Regions from separate parts of the Homo sapiens genome. Here regions 1 and 3 are each linked to region 2. Evidence: chromatin contacts called from ENCODE Hi-C or POLR2A ChIA-PET data. All regions are on one chromosome and are shown on one strand. The core of a region is the stretch at or near the end of the contact, and the rest is flanking DNA. Distances in the headings are between cores, read along the strand shown.

Region 1 (2,700 bases), core at 80-2,579, 120 kb after region 2:
GGCTATTTTGGGCTCTGACACACAGCTGCCTCTAGGCAGGGGAGAACCAAGTGTTGCAACACTTCATTAGCGTGGAAACTTCCTTTCACACAGGGGAGCAGGATCCCAGAGGGGGTCCCTGATTGGGGGCAACTTCCAGGACTATCTCAAGCAGTGTTTGGACCTGTTTCATCTGTATCCTCCAACTATTTGGCCGTAATTCTTCCTTGAGCTAAGCGAGGCAGAAGCTCTGCCTGCTTCCAGGAGTGGAAGGTGAAGAATTTGTTCCCAACTCCAGTTGAGGCTTTTGATTCCCTCCAAGCACTTCACCAAATCAAAGCCAGTCACAGAGAATGGAGACACCTGCCCAGAATACCCACCGTCCAGGGAGATTAGTGTGCTTTGTTCTTCCTGACCGAGACTCACAACCACATTCTGAGGTCACTCGAGTGCCCCTGTCTCATACATTCCAAAGGAAGTTGAAGCTATAGAGACAACAGTCAGGGGCTGGTGGTGGTGCTTTTGGGGGTCTAGGAGAGCCCAAGGCCCTGATATTTTAAAATGTCCTCCTCGGCATCTCCAGCAAGTTGCCACTGCTGGTGAGCTTCACTGTCTGCCCCGTTGACACGATGGGTTTCTAGTAGGGGACGCCATTGATGGAAGGTCTGTGAAGACAATGCTCGCCAAACCCCTGACAGATGTCGTATCATTTGACTCAGCAACTCAGGGCGGGGCGGGGTGGGGGAAATTCATAACACAAATTCATTTATTTCACAAATATATGTTGAGTTTTTACCATGTGCCAGGCATAGTACCTGCCGAGTCAAGCCCTCGAGGAAAAAAAGCCCTTAATTAGTCAACGTTCGAGCTCACATTCTAATTCTCAACTTCGTGATTTGTTAATCCATCTTATAGGCGAAGAAAGCGAGGTATAGACAAGGAGCCGAGCTGAAACACTGGCTAGATTCCGGTAGGGGTCTGAGCCATCACTCCCACCTGGAGGCGCGGTCTCCATTCCTCTGAAGCCCTTTGTGCGGCCCCCTTCCTCACTGAGTTCTGGGCTGCGGCGGCAGCACTGTGCTCTAGCACTAACTCTGAAGCTGCCAGGGCAGCGTCAGCGGACAGATGAAAAGGTGCGGGGACATGCTGGCTGCCAGCCGGGGTTCCGCAAGTTCAGGTCTTGGGCGGGGCGTGGAGGGCCAGGCCCCGCCCCTCGAACGACGGCCTTAAGTGTGCGCACGCGCAGGGGGCCGCGCTTTCTCCGGGCGGCGGCACCGCCCACAGCCTGGGACGTCAGCGGCGCGCGACGTGCTTTGCTGTATAAATGCGGTGGCGCCCGGCGTAGGGACACTTCGGTCCTGAGCGCTTGGGAGTTAGGTTGTTTGCCGGCGTAGCGGCCAGCGCCTGAGCCCGCCCTTGATCTTCGCTGTGGCATGGCGGACGAGGGGAAGTCGTACAGCGGTAAGTGCTGGTCTTCGGGTCGGGAACTGGCTATCTGGGGCGCGGGTGGGCGGCGCCGGCCTAGGCCTCAGCCCCCGGGGCGTGAGGCCGCTAGGGGCCCGGCGTCCGCGGGGAGCGGCGCGCGGGGGGCCGGGCACTCGAGGTGGACACCCGAGTTGTTGACTCCTGGATTCCTGCTGGCATCCTGGTGTTGGGGGACCTGCGGCTCGGAGCGGATGGCTCGGGGGTAGGGTGACGGGATTCCTTTGAACTTTGTGGGTGGTTGATGCCTGTCAGTTAGGTTTGGCGGCCTGACTCTTCCTTTAATGTGAGTGAGTGCCCTGCTCGTGGGCTGCCCTGATGCCCTATTTTTTACTGCGTCCAGTCGGTCTTGAACTCTCGGGCCTGGGCTTTGGCTTAATATTCGAGACTTACACATCAACTGGATATTCTAGTCTGAACACTACACTGGGTGTTAGTTCTTTGTAGTAAGTTAGGAGTGCGTGGTGGAGGTTGAAACCGTGAATTTAAAACTCTCGTTTTCCACCCCCTTAATGTGGAATAACAACAGCATTTCTTAAGAGTGTGTGTGGGGAGGGGAAATGAGATCATTCCTATCAAGTGCCTGAAGCATAGTGGCCGGCACTGGAGAAAGTTCTCAGTGAATGTTAGCTGCGCCTTCTATGTTCTTTTTTCCTAGGGTCATTTGTTGAGATTCATTGTTTACAGAGTGCTGGGTATTAGGCAGACCTCTTTTGGGAGTTAGGGACCTTTTTTAAGACGCCAGTCCTACACAGCATGAATCAGAAGGTCATCTTCCTGGAGAGCATTCCAGGGTCCCTGGTTAAGCACCCTAGCCTGGCACTGCCACTAGAGCCTGAGTCTAGAATTTGTCTCCTGAGTTAAAGGACATTTCTGGCCATGGAAACGAAGAGCTCCTCACAAAACTTCAAAGTGGCAGTTTGAGAACAAGGAGAATTTTTAGAGGATCCTTAAACTGGTCATATTTGTAACTGGCGTCTGCACTGTATAGACAAAGTACTGAGTGGCAGATTTCAGGTGGCTTTCAGAGGTCTGATTTGTGTTCAGTTACACTTTTGGGTCTCACATTTCTACATCCTGCTTCTCTCTAATTCCAGTTTCTACTTCATTTTTCAAAAGCCCTACACAGTTTTCCAGTAACTTTTCCCTGATGCTGCCCTCCCACAGAGAGGGTTCTTTCCTGTGGATAGGGAGCGGAGTTTGCATGGAGATGGCCTCTGTCGTTAGTATGTATCTCTT
Region 2 (2,822 bases), core at 235-2,734:
CGGCGCTTGGTGGGGAAATGAGTAGGGGAAACCCCTGCCCCAGACTCCAGAGCCCTGGGCTTAGAGCCAAGTGACCTGAGCCCAAACACCTGCCCACCACATGCTAATCATACCTCTGCTCTTCAGATTTCTCACCTACAAAATGGGGATAATTGATGCTCCCATTCCTTCCCACCTCTCACCCCAAGACTTCGACACAGCCCAGTGGGCAAAGAACACAGCAGCCCCAGAAGGCAGTCCCTGCAGCCTCCAACTCTCCTCCCCAGTCAGCTCCCGGGGAGGTCTCTAGGGCCAAACAGAGGCGGTGCAGGACCCACATCTCTAGGGCAAACGGCCCCCCAGGGGTTCTATCTCTGAGGAAGCTCAACACAGAAGTCCAGACCAGCCTGGCAGGGAGGGATGCTGGCCTCACCCAGTAGGGCTGAGGGAGATTGGGAGGAGGGCTCATCTCCTCCCAGGTACACACCTGTGAGCCCTGAGTGGGAGTCAGGGGAGACAGAGCTTGACAAGCTGGGAGGAGAGCTGTCTGTCTGCCTGTCTGTCTTCCAAGTGGAAGCTTGGGGTGGAGCAGGCAGGTAGAGGCTGCCTCACTTGTCAGAATTAGCAAGTTCCACAGTTGGGCAACACTCAGCCACACATCAGATACAGACACACGTGTGCACACGCGTCCTGCCTCCAGACTGATAGGGTCACACCTGCACTTACACAGGCTGCATGGTGACATGAGTACACAGGGACACACATATGCAAGGCACTCAGCCGCACATGGGGCAGGCACCTGGCCCTCTACTCATCCCCGAAAAGCAGACACCCATATACCCTCACAACAGGCTATGCATAGCCCAATGCTAGCGCACACAGCCCAGCATGCGGGCACGTTCACTCAGCCCCCGGGCGGGTGCGCCAGCCCTCTGGGTCTGTTCCAAGTTGGAGCCTCTCACGTGAGGCCCAATGTGTCATTTCCAAACAGAAGGAATCTAGCTCTCTCACAGCAGGGAGGAAGAGCAGGGTGTGTAGTTGGGTGGGTGGGTGCGTGGGCATGTGCAGGGGGGAGGGCGTGTGTGCGAGGGAAGCAGGCATGTGAATACCAGGGCATGTGTGTTGGGGCATGGTGCACAGGGGCTGGGGGCTCTAAGGTTGGGTGGGGGGAGGAGCCCAAGGAAACAGTGTGCCTTTGTGAGGGTGTGTGTGCCGCCGGGTCTGTGCAGTGGGTGTGGGTGTTTGTCTCCCTGTATCCGCCTTCTCTCCCGTCCGGGACTTTTAGCCTTCCTGGGCTCGCCTTCCTCATGTCCTTTCTCCTCCCTCTTGGGGCTCAAATTGGGTGCCCTGGTGAAGGAGGGGGGCACACTCCAGAACCTAGTCCAACCCCAGACGCTGCCTGAGGCTTCCCTCCAGCTCCCCTCCCTTCCTTTTCTCCCTTTCCTCCCTCCCTCTCTTTCCCTTTCTCCCTCCCCGCTAAGGCTGGCGTGCCAGGGGGTGGGACATGCCAATCACTGGCTGTGCCTCTCCCGCTGCCAGCACAGGGCGCAGCTCCCCCTGGGAGCCAGGTGTTTGGGTCCCTGGAGACGCCGCAGGCCCCCAGGGAGGCAGTGGGGCTGAGGACCCTACAGACCCCTCTTCAGCCCCGTGGTGAGTACATTTGGGAGGGCTTGGGAGGGGCTGCACTAAGGTAGAGGGTAGGAGGGTCCTGGGGAGCGGGGGAGGGCAGGGATCAGGATGAGATGGAAATAGGGATGGACTCACAGAGATAGGAGGAGGCCAGGGAGGGGTCTAGAGGGCAAGGGGGCTCTGTAGCATTGAACACTGACTGCTCCAAACACTCGGCCTCCTGGCTTTGAGTGGATATAGCTGATGTTTTTCTGGGCTTCTGCTGGCAGAGGAGATGGAGATCCCCCTCAGGAAACTGGACCTGAGGCCCAGAAGGGATTAGGCTGCCTGGTAGCAAGCAGAACCCCCAACACCCTAGGGGCAGAGTGGGAAGGGCAAAGGGCCAGGAAGCAGCCCTTGCCACCAGCATCCTGTGGGAGGTTGACCCCCATCTTGATGGGGGTGCCAGTCCCAGAACCTCCTGTCCTCCCTCAGGGCACCCTGAAACCCACCACCCCCGTCCACCTCAGCTCCCCCAAGATGGACTGAATCAGGCTGCTGGCCAGATAGAGAAGCTAGAAGCCAAGGTGGGTGTCAGGCCAGAAGCCAGCAGGAGACCAGGCAAAGAGCCCCAGGGCTCTTTGGGGACAAATGGGCATGTGGGTGGCCACACTAGCCAGGGAAGGTGGCCCTGACGTGCGCAGGGGCCCAGAGGACCCTCCTTATGTTTCTAGTATCTTGGGCTCCCGCAGGGTGGGTCTCAGTCCTATATCCAGGCAATGCATGGATACCAATGGGCACCCACGCCAGGTACTCACCCCAGTGCCCGCAGACTGCACAACATGGGGATGGGCTAGGGGCCAGGAACTCTGATGCTTGTAGAGTTGTCAGCTCCTGGGCAGGCCAGCTGGGGAGGGGGTCGTCAGCTCTCATTAGGTCATCCAGACATGTGCAGCTTAGAGGTTATCAGAGCCAATGGAGAGGGGTTCACATCTTTGCACAAAACACACCTGCAGCTCCACCCAGACTGACCCAAGACCCCTGCCCAACTGGCTGGAAGGAGTCAGGCAGTCTCCAGTAGCCAGACAGTCTCCTTTCTCAGGGTAATCAGCTGTTCAGTGGGCTGTCAGATGAGAGTTCTCTGCCCTCTGACCTCAGCCACCAGGCAAGCTGCAGTCGCTATCGCGGCTGAGATATGAAAGGGAAGGAGATAGTGAAATGGGCTGCAGAAGATG
Region 3 (2,700 bases), core at 184-2,683, 65 kb after region 2:
CCCCGTCTCTCCGAAAAACACAAAAATTAGTGTGGCATGATGATGGCGGGAGCCTGTAATCCCAGCTACTCAGGAGGCTGAGGAAGGAGAATCGCTTGAACCTGGGAAGCGGAGGTTGCAGTGAACAGACATCCCGCCACTGCACTCCAGCCTGGGCGACAGAGCAAGCCTCCGTCTTGAAAGAAAAAAATGTTTGGCCGGGCGCGGTGGCTCACGCCTGTAATCCCAGCACTTTGGGAGGCCGAGGCAGGCGGATCACCCGAGGTCAGGAGTTCAAGACCGGCCTGACCAACATGGAGAAACCCTGTCTCTACTAAAAATACAAAATTAGCCGGTCACAGTGGCGCATGCCTGTAATCCCAGCTACTCAGGAGGCTGAGGCAGGAGAATTGCTTGAACCCGGGAGGTGGAATGCAGTGAGCTGAGATCGGGCCATTGCATTCCAGCCTGGGCAACAAGAGCGAAACTCCGTCTCAAAAAAAAAAAAAAAGAAAGAAAAAAATGTTTATAAAGTGTGCTTGTACACGTAGATGTTTACCACAAACGACTGAACTAATGTTGTCCGGTCTCAGTAAAACAGTCTATAGCTGACTGCAACCATATTGATCAGGCAGGAGTTGCAGCAGGCAGCACCGCCGGAGCTCTTTAGGGTTCCCCATCAATAAAATGGGGGTTGTCATCCTACCTAGCTCTTGGGATTTTGGTGGATTAATCGATTCATATAGTGTGCTTAAAACGGTGCTCCATAAATGTTAGCTAATGTTGGCCCGTAGTAGTCCAAGATCTAAAGAAAACGCACCAGAAGGCAGGACATAGGGAACCAGTTAGGAAAAAATCAGATCCTGTCTTCAGTGAAGCACTTACGTCCTGACATACTTTCCCGAAATGGCCCCACCAAAGGGGACCTCCTCCCGAGCTTAGCCCGGGATCCAGTACCTGAGTCGTCCCCCGCGCTGAGACCCTGGACACCAGCCTCCGAATGTGAGCCAGGCAACTGGCGCGGAATCGACACGACGGCGATCGAGGCTTCAGGAGGCTGTAGCTCCATGGAGGCGGATCCTGCACACAGGTTTGGGGTGTGTGGGCAAGGGGCAGCTCAGAACAGGGTTAGAGGGTAGGCAGTCGTGACCGTCAGTCCAGGATCGCCGTGAGGCAGTGATCTCACCGCTCCTGCCACATGCACTGGGTGAGAAAACCAAGCCGCAATGCGGTCGGTGAGCCAGCACGCTCCCGTAGGACGCATGCGCGCCTTTTTCGCGCCGCAAGTTCAGGTGGCGCTTTGTCTACGCCCTCCTTCCCTGGAACTCTCTACCCACAACTCCCCGGGGTCGCATGCGGTCAACGTATGCGCGTGCGCTCGCCGTAGCCCCGCCCCCAAATCCCGTGGGCCTCTGCGGCATGGTATTTAATCGTCTCCCCGGGGAGATTCGTTCTCATTTTTCTACTGCTCGTGGTAAGTGGCTTCGTGGTCTTTATAGCTGTTACTCTTTTGTACTTTGTCTTTTTCTTTTATTTTCTTTTGAGCGATTGTGCGAACATAGCATAGCACGCACTATGCCTTCTGTGTTGTAGCTGCCTGGCCAGGGCGACTGGCGGATAAGGTCTTGTGCGTGGCCTCGAGGCTTAAAAGTAGCAGTGGGGCTTTGTGAAGGACAAAATGGCGATGGCGGGCCGTGTAGGTCCCCCTTCCTATGATGAGGACCTTTTCACAGACCTGTACTGAGCTCCGTGAGGATAAATAACTCTGAGGAGATGGGCCCTGCAAGCCTCTTGCTTAGCCGTCTGTTCAGAAAATAGCGTTTTCGAAATGCCCTGAGTTGACCTAATGTCTTATTGGGCTCCTGTCTGCAGGATTTACGCGCACGTTGGAACCGAAGAGAGCTCTGTTGTTGCAGTAAGTTCTTACGGCCATTTCTTAATCTCTGCTCTTTCGTTGAGTGTGTGGAAGTTGCTACGGGGATGATTTTACGAACTGAACTCTCTCTTTCTGATGGATTAGTGGAGAAAACAGAAAATTCTGAGTAGCACTGTACTGTACGCAACAAATGTCAGGGCCCTATTGATTTGTCTGAGGTGTTAGTGAAGGGTGTTATTTTTTCAGATGTTCAGCCCACAAGAGCTTACTGGTGAAGGAATGGGACAAGACCCATCTTTATGCAAAGCCAGCGTTACAGTAATGTTCCAGGTAGGTGTACATGGTTTATGCTCTTACAGAGGAGACCTTGTAGATAACCACTCCATGATGAACACAAAATGACAAGCATATGGCTGAACTTTCAAGTGATGTCATCTTACTACTGAGAAGTGAGAGAGAGGTCTTAAGGGGTCTTTGAATGACTATTTTTAGGTACATAAAATGCTTTCCTCTGTTGTCTACAGCATCTCATAATCTATCCTGGGGAATTCAGCTGCCTCCCAGGGTGAATACAGGTAATTATCCAAATTGGTGTATGTCATCTTTGTAAATGTTCAAGAAAACAAGTGGCCGGCGGAACAATGTTTTTTGGCGCCTTCCATCTTGTTCCTCTTGAAATGATTTTCTGGGGAGGGAGATCGCAACCCGGTACTACAGTTCTTGTAAGGGTGTGCTGTTACCCTCATCCATATATCGATCACGTTACTGTCAGATGATTTGAATTGATAAGCTGATGTTCTGTGAGGTACAAAAGTTAATAGCATGTTAGAGTTCTGATGGCAGTT

The links. A loop is a pair of places that touch in the nucleus more often than their neighbours do. ChIA-PET counts read pairs that join two places held with the same protein, here RNA polymerase II (POLR2A). Pooled maps may share reads with other maps.
Region 1: a pooled map shows a loop between it and region 2 (4-fold over the local background). The contact joins the promoter of NXF1 here to the promoter of CHRM1 in region 2. A Hi-C loop is called at or near these places in 2 of 50 pooled maps. POLR2A ChIA-PET finds 5 or more read pairs at or near these places in 3 of 52 experiments (H1, activated B cell and activated CD4-positive, alpha-beta T cell).
Region 3: a loop to region 2 is called in a pooled map, with 6 times the contacts of the local background. The contact joins the promoter of SNHG1 here to the promoter of CHRM1 in region 2. A Hi-C loop is called at or near these places in 3 of 50 pooled maps. POLR2A ChIA-PET finds 5 or more read pairs at or near these places in 9 of 52 experiments (A549, A673, CD8-positive, alpha-beta memory T cell and 5 more).

The regions. Positions count from the first base shown.
Region 1 is chr11:62,804,069-62,806,768 of GRCh38, reverse strand. It overlaps NXF1 (nuclear RNA export factor 1), which reads left to right and starts at 1,329. Exons shown (of 21, transcript NM_006362.5): 1 at 1,329-1,440. The coding sequence starts at 1,413. RefSeq lists enhancers at 811-860, 881-1,070, 1,037-1,536.
Region 2 is chr11:62,920,025-62,922,846 of GRCh38, reverse strand. CHRM1 (cholinergic receptor muscarinic 1) reads left to right here and starts at 1,484. Exons shown (of 2, transcript NM_000738.3): 1 at 1,484-1,629. LOC105369333 (a long non-coding RNA gene) reads right to left here and starts at 2,687. Exons shown (of 5, transcript XR_002957251.2): 1 at 2,406-2,687. RefSeq lists an enhancer at 626-1,160.
Region 3 is chr11:62,854,618-62,857,317 of GRCh38, reverse strand. SNHG1 (small nucleolar RNA host gene 1) reads left to right here and starts at 1,433. Exons shown (of 9, transcript NR_152585.1): 1 at 1,433-1,894; 2 at 2,102-2,185. SNORD28 (small nucleolar RNA, C/D box 28) reads left to right here and starts at 2,623; the gene lies at 2,623-2,697. It overlaps SNORD27 (small nucleolar RNA, C/D box 27), which reads left to right and starts at 2,235; the gene lies at 2,235-2,306. SNORD26 (small nucleolar RNA, C/D box 26) reads left to right here and starts at 1,952; the gene lies at 1,952-2,026. It also overlaps SNORD25 and a transcript of SLC3A2 not described here. RefSeq lists enhancers at 1-377, 378-1,351, 1,320-1,499, 1,610-1,689, 2,327-2,700 and a silencer at 1,200-1,259.